2 separate regions of the Homo sapiens genome follow, and region 1 is linked to region 2. A link is a contact called in ENCODE Hi-C data. All regions are on one chromosome and are shown on one strand. Each heading gives the region's core, a stretch centred on a gene start or an enhancer-like site at or near the end of the contact. The rest is flanking DNA. Distances are from core to core; before and after follow the strand shown.

Region 1 (2,700 bases), core at 197-2,696, 770 kb after region 2:
TTTGTGAGGCTTGATGGAGACAACTCATTCATTCTTTCAATCACAAAATGCTTACCGAAGATGTCTTCTTTAGATACTTGAGTGCTTTAGATACAGTACTGCATTGAACATTGCAGCAACATGACAGGCTTGTTGTCATTATTTCCATTTCACAGATGAGGAAGAGGAGCTTTAGGAAAGGATATAAATCTACTCCCAAAGTTGTACACAGAGAACGGTGGAGTTGGGATCGAACTTGCATCTCTGCGGACAACCTCATTGTTAGAAAAAAAGCAAGTGAAAATATTCTGTTTTCAGGATATTCTCTGAAATTCTGTTCCTTTCCCACGTGCCCAGCTTTTGCCTGCACTGAAATTATTAAACTGACAAGGGGGGCAGGTGGGTAGAATGCAGATACTATTGCTTTCAGAGAATCCAGCTCCATTGGGCAATCCTTTCTTACTGTCTCAGCCGGGAGAAAGAGCCCCTAGCCAGAGGGAATCAAATACTTTTCAAATGTCTCATTAAAATAAAAAGGTGATTCTTGCATTGGTCCTGTGATAAAGACTACAAAGCAGCACCATGAAAACTCCCTGGTTTACCCTTCTGAATAGGCCTCAGCTCCAGCAGCAGAATGAATTAGCGGCCACCCCATTATCTGTAACCCTTAGAGAGCGCAACCCAGGCTTTGATCTGCCAGTGTCAAGGAAACTGATAAAAACTCGTTCTGTTTCTAAGCTTTCCAGGCCTGAAATTCTCTTTTCCCTTCAGCACGCTATAAATGACCCTCTGAAGTGGCTAGGCATTCTTTCACAGTCTTGTTTCCAATCTATTCATAACCACGGTTATCAATTATTATACCAGCTGGAATTTCTGAGGGCCAGGAGGCTGTCAGGAGCTCTAATTGTGGTTCAGGGATAAAAGCAAAAACACACAAATTTTAACCAATCATAATTAACTTATTCTCCAAGTGCAAGGAAAAAAGAACCCCCCCCCCAAAACAAAACAACACAAAACCAAGGCCTATGAATCCCCTCCACTAATCACTCTTGAAAGCAGCCAGGAAGGGGGAGAGGGACTCTTTTATTACCATGGTCGCTCCTGATTGGCTCCCAGAGGAGGAGTGGGGCCAACTGGCAACCAGAGAAGTTCTTAAATCATCAGGGCTTTTTTTTTAATCTTAAAAAACCCTCATTTTTCAAAGTAGCATGATGTTTTCCAAGCTCCTGACAGAGCTTTGAATAAAGAGGCATCAATTTCTCATTGAACCCAAACAACTGACTGAGTGGCCCAAAATATTTCACTAAAAAGAAGTGCAGTGGCAGCTATCACATTAATAAAGGAGGCGCGTGTGACCTGGAAGGAGGCCCCGAGTCATCCGATCCCCAGGCGCAAGGTTAGGCAACAGGTTGAGCTGGGGAAAGCCTTACTTAGCACAGTCCCGGCACTTAGTAGGTGCTCAAGGGGCTAGCTCCTGTCCCCGCCCTGCTCCCTTCTTAGACTGGCCAACAGCCAGATGTCTTGGAGGCATCTGGCTAGTGGCAACGGCATCTGAATGGAAGGCCCATGATGTCATGGAAAAGGCACGGCTTTGGAGTGTGACAGCTCTTCGTTTTTAAGCCTCTCTGAGACTCAGTGTCCTCTCTTACAATGGTGATAGCAGGCCCAATTTGTAGAGTTGCTATGGGGGCAAGGGATAAAGCTCTTAGCAAAGTGCCTGACATAAGGTGGGTGCTAAGTAAATGTTTGCTGTGGCTCCCGATGCTGCTTTGGGGATATGTGGTCACTTCTGGCACAGGGCTTCAAAGACCACCTCCTCTTTCTATATTGCCTTTCAGCATCTGCACAGAATTCTTCTGCAATCCTTGTTAGGAAAGCAGATCAGAGGAAGGGTTAGAGTCGTCTTATAGCAAACATGCTGGGGAAGGACATCAAAAGAAGAGACAAAACAGCATTTTCCAGGACAAAGAAAAGAAGGCATTAATGAAACGATTAAGCAATATCATTCTTTCCATGTAGAGCATCTGGTTACAGAAAACCATATTTTTGCTTTCATCACTGGTATTTAGCACTGCGAAAGCACTGAAGAAGATCTCACCAGTGTGTATTTATATTGTGTTATGAGATCAAGAATCCAAGTGTATTTGTAACATTTGTTGATAGAATTGCAGCCCAAGGAGCTTGAGACTTTGATATATAAAAGATGTGAAGTATTCTCTTGGTAGTTTTTGTTCACAGAAGCAGACATAACCATGTCCTAAAATTTTTTCACAAAGGAGCATTTTCTTGAAATATTTACATACACGGTAGAAGAGAATATTTTCAAAACATGCTCCTCCTTGGGTCTAAGTTGGAGGATAGATCATCAGGATAATTAGTTTTAGCTGTCCCAAGAGTCAACCCCCCCCCCCACCCCCAATTGAAATAGCTTAACACAAGAAGAGTTATTCCTCACTCAGCTCACTCAGGTGACATCAGATGAGGGTGAGCATCCTTACTCCATCTTGTGGCCATGATGTGAGGACTATTCATCCAAGATTTTGACAACCTAGTAAGAGGCATACATTCCTGGGATAGCTTCAGCCACAAGTGATATAAATTACTTCCATTCATTCTGACCAAAACTGTGAATATGACCCTATTCTAATCACAAGGGAAACTGGAAAATGTAGGGGAGCACATGAAATATTTGCTGAGCAGAAATGGTCTCTGCCATAAGAA
Region 2 (2,943 bases), core at 222-2,721:
TCAACGCCAGCCTTCATGGGGTTGTGATTCATTATTTCCCAGTTGAGTGCACCAGGTGGCGCCAGTGTCACAGGAATACCCACAAAGAACACTGTGCTGGTGTATTTTTACCACTTGGGGTCACTTAAGGATTACCCGACTCCCTTTTTTTTTCATCTGAGCAAATCACAGATTCAAAGGAATTATTTCCCATTACATTTGACAGAGGCTGTGGTCTTTTTTTCTGGATCCTGAAGGCCAAGAAATGAGCATGAGGGTTTTATTTTTCTGTGAGTTGGCCCCGTGCAGTTTGTGCTCCAGTGTGTTCTCCTGTCACAAAGCACTTGCACATCCACCACACCAGCTTGCTCCTGGGCTCAGCACTGGGGACTTCTATGTACAAAGAACTTCCACACATGTCAAAATTGCCTTTATGCTAATTGCTATGCTCATTAACATCTCCAGAACTCGGAATGCTTTTTCTCAGTCATTTCCTTTGATTCTGCCTGTCTCTGAAAGCCCAGATTGAATGAAATCAGGTGAAGTATCATGTCAACAAGTCACTGCTGCCTGCTAGTCTTTCTGCCACTTACACAGTGGATCCTAGGCATTACGGCGTTGCCCTTCAAGAGCATGTTGGAGATTTGTGGAATGGTCTTCAACTGACTTTGCCTGCTTGGGGTTGGGTTTGGGTGGGGGTGAGGGCAGGATGTGTGGGCTTAGACAGACCAAATAATGAACCTCATGACTTCAAATAGTAGCTCATGGCTACTTATTTGAAAACCATAAGTGATGATTGGACACCCCAAGTGATAGTCTTCCACAATGTCCCTGCTAGCCAAACAGGGAGATTTGGGATTTTGGATTAAGAGATACTAAGTGGAAAAACAGCCAGACCTGATCTGTCCTTCTGCCTTCTGCTTTTCTCCAAAGAATAGCTTCTTGGGTGGGAGCAGGAGAAGGCTTAGTCACTGTTCAAGAGCAGCCTCTTCTGGTATAATTTATACCTATGACAGGAGCCCATTTGGCCTTTACCATTTAAGAGTTGTTATTAATCCATGTCAACCCCCATTCAAGAGCCTGTGATGGGCCTTGATTGTGTTTAAGTCCAGACTAATTTGGGCACTTAGGGCCCTCTAAAATCTAGTCCCAACCTTCCTAGTCCTATTTCCCATACTCCTCAAATCATATCAAATCTGGACTCCTTATTCCCCTCCATATATAACAATGGATAAAATTTATGACCCTTCACTATATCAGGTACTGTTCTAAGTGTTTACCCATCCTAACTCAATCCTCACACCAACCCCAGAAGACAAATTTTACTGGTGTTCCCATTTTCATAGATAAGGAAACTGATGCACCAAGAAATTAGTGATTTGCTGAAGATCATGTGACTAGGAAGCAGTGGAGCCAGAATTAGAATCCAGGCACTTGTCCACTACTCCCTGCTCAGTCCTGCTGCTTAAAGACCTGCCTCAAAGAAGGCTGCTCAAAGTCCTGCCTTCTCTTGCCTGTCAAAATTCCACCCATCCTTAGGGACCTGAGTCACTGCCACCTCTCTTGTGGGGGCATGAGAACATCATGCTTTTGAATACCAGCCATGAGCCAGCTATTTTGTATTTTGCCTCATGTAAGAGCCAATGCTATCATTTTTTGCAGATAAGGAATCCAAGGCCCAGAATAGTGAAGTCTAAGTACCCCAGGTTGAGGTTTTTTTTGTTGTCTGTTTGTTTGTTTGTTTTTGAGACAGAGTTTTGCTCTTGTTGCCCAGGCTAAAGTGCAATGGCATGATCTTGGCTCACTGCAACCTCCGCTTCCCGGGTTCAAGCTATTCTCCTGCCTCAGCCTCCCGAGTAGCTGGGATTACAGTCATGTGCCACCATGCCCAGCTAACTTTTTTGTATTTTTAGTGGAGATGGGGTTTCACTGTGTTGGCCAGGCTGGTCTCGAACTCCTGACCTCAGGCGATCCATCCTCCTCAGCTTCCCAAAGTATTGGGATTACAGGTGTGGACCACCACGCCTGGCCCTAGGTTGAGTTTTTCAGGCCCCAGAGCCTGTATTTCTGCTCTGTTGCTCTCTCTCCAGGAAGGCCTCTAGTACATCACCCTTTGTCTCGTCCTTATACTTTATGATGCAGCTTTTAAATTTTTTCGTTTTTCTTTTTCTTTTTCTTTTTTTTTTGAGATGGCGTCTCACTCTGTTGCTCAGACCGGAGTGCAGTGGTGCGATCGTGGCTTATTGCAGCCTGGACTTCCTGGGCTCAAGTGACCCTCCCACCTCAGCCTCCCAAGTAGCTAGGACTACAGGTGCACGCCACCACACCCAGACTAACTTTTAAAATTTTTGGTAGAGACAGGGTCTCTCTATGTTGTCTAGGCTGGTCTCAAACTCCTGGGAGCTCAAGCGATTCTCCTGCCTTGGCCTCTCAAAGTGTTGGGATTACAGGTGTGAGCCACTGTGTCCAGCCTGCAGCTCTTAATTTTTAAAAACTGCTGTATGACTTTTTTTCCCACTCTCTGTTTCCAGGTGGGTTAAATTCTGCTTCGGTGAAGGGTTTCTGGATGTCCTTTTTCTCTCCCTACAGTGTGCACAGTGGGTGTACAACAAATATTATGATTAGCTTTTCATAAAATGGGAGGGTCTATCAACTTAACCTGGAAGAAATGAAAGTTCCTCTGTGGATACTGAGACCCAAAACAGAAAAACACCTAATGACTTTTAACCCTGAGCAGGAATCATTATTCCATGGTCCTATCCAGGACAGGATAGAAGACCAGGATGGTTTTCAATGGGAAAATACAGGTTTTGGCTTCTTCAAGAAAACCTTGACCAAAGCCTGAGCCTGATTTTGAGCATATGGGCCCAAAGCTCCAGTTTGCTATGGCTGAGTATTCAGTGTTATGGTGGACCGACACTTGCACAGAAACATGTGAATTCATCACGGTTATTTTTGCAGCAT

What was found. A loop is a pair of places that touch in the nucleus more often than their neighbours do. Pooled maps may share reads with other maps.
Region 1: a loop to region 2 is called in a pooled map, with 3 times the contacts of the local background. The contact joins two enhancer-like sites. A Hi-C loop is called at or near these places in 1 of 168 maps with a recorded cell type or tissue (Caco-2) and 3 of 50 pooled maps.

The regions. Positions count from the first base shown.
Region 1 is chr2:16,406,050-16,408,749 of GRCh38, forward strand. The region is part of intron 2 of LOC107985855 (a long non-coding RNA gene); the gene reads left to right. Among named protein-coding and RNA genes, the nearest start is that of CYRIA, 260 kb to the right of the region's middle. Within about 2 kb of position 1,447, at least 2 of the 41 ENCODE cell types and tissues checked have a DNase peak (open chromatin) inside an H3K27ac peak, as active enhancers do.
Region 2 is chr2:15,637,405-15,640,347 of GRCh38, forward strand. No RefSeq gene overlaps it. Among named protein-coding and RNA genes, the nearest start is that of DDX1, 47 kb to the left of the region's middle. Within about 2 kb of position 1,472, at least 2 of the 41 ENCODE cell types and tissues checked have a DNase peak (open chromatin) inside an H3K27ac peak, as active enhancers do.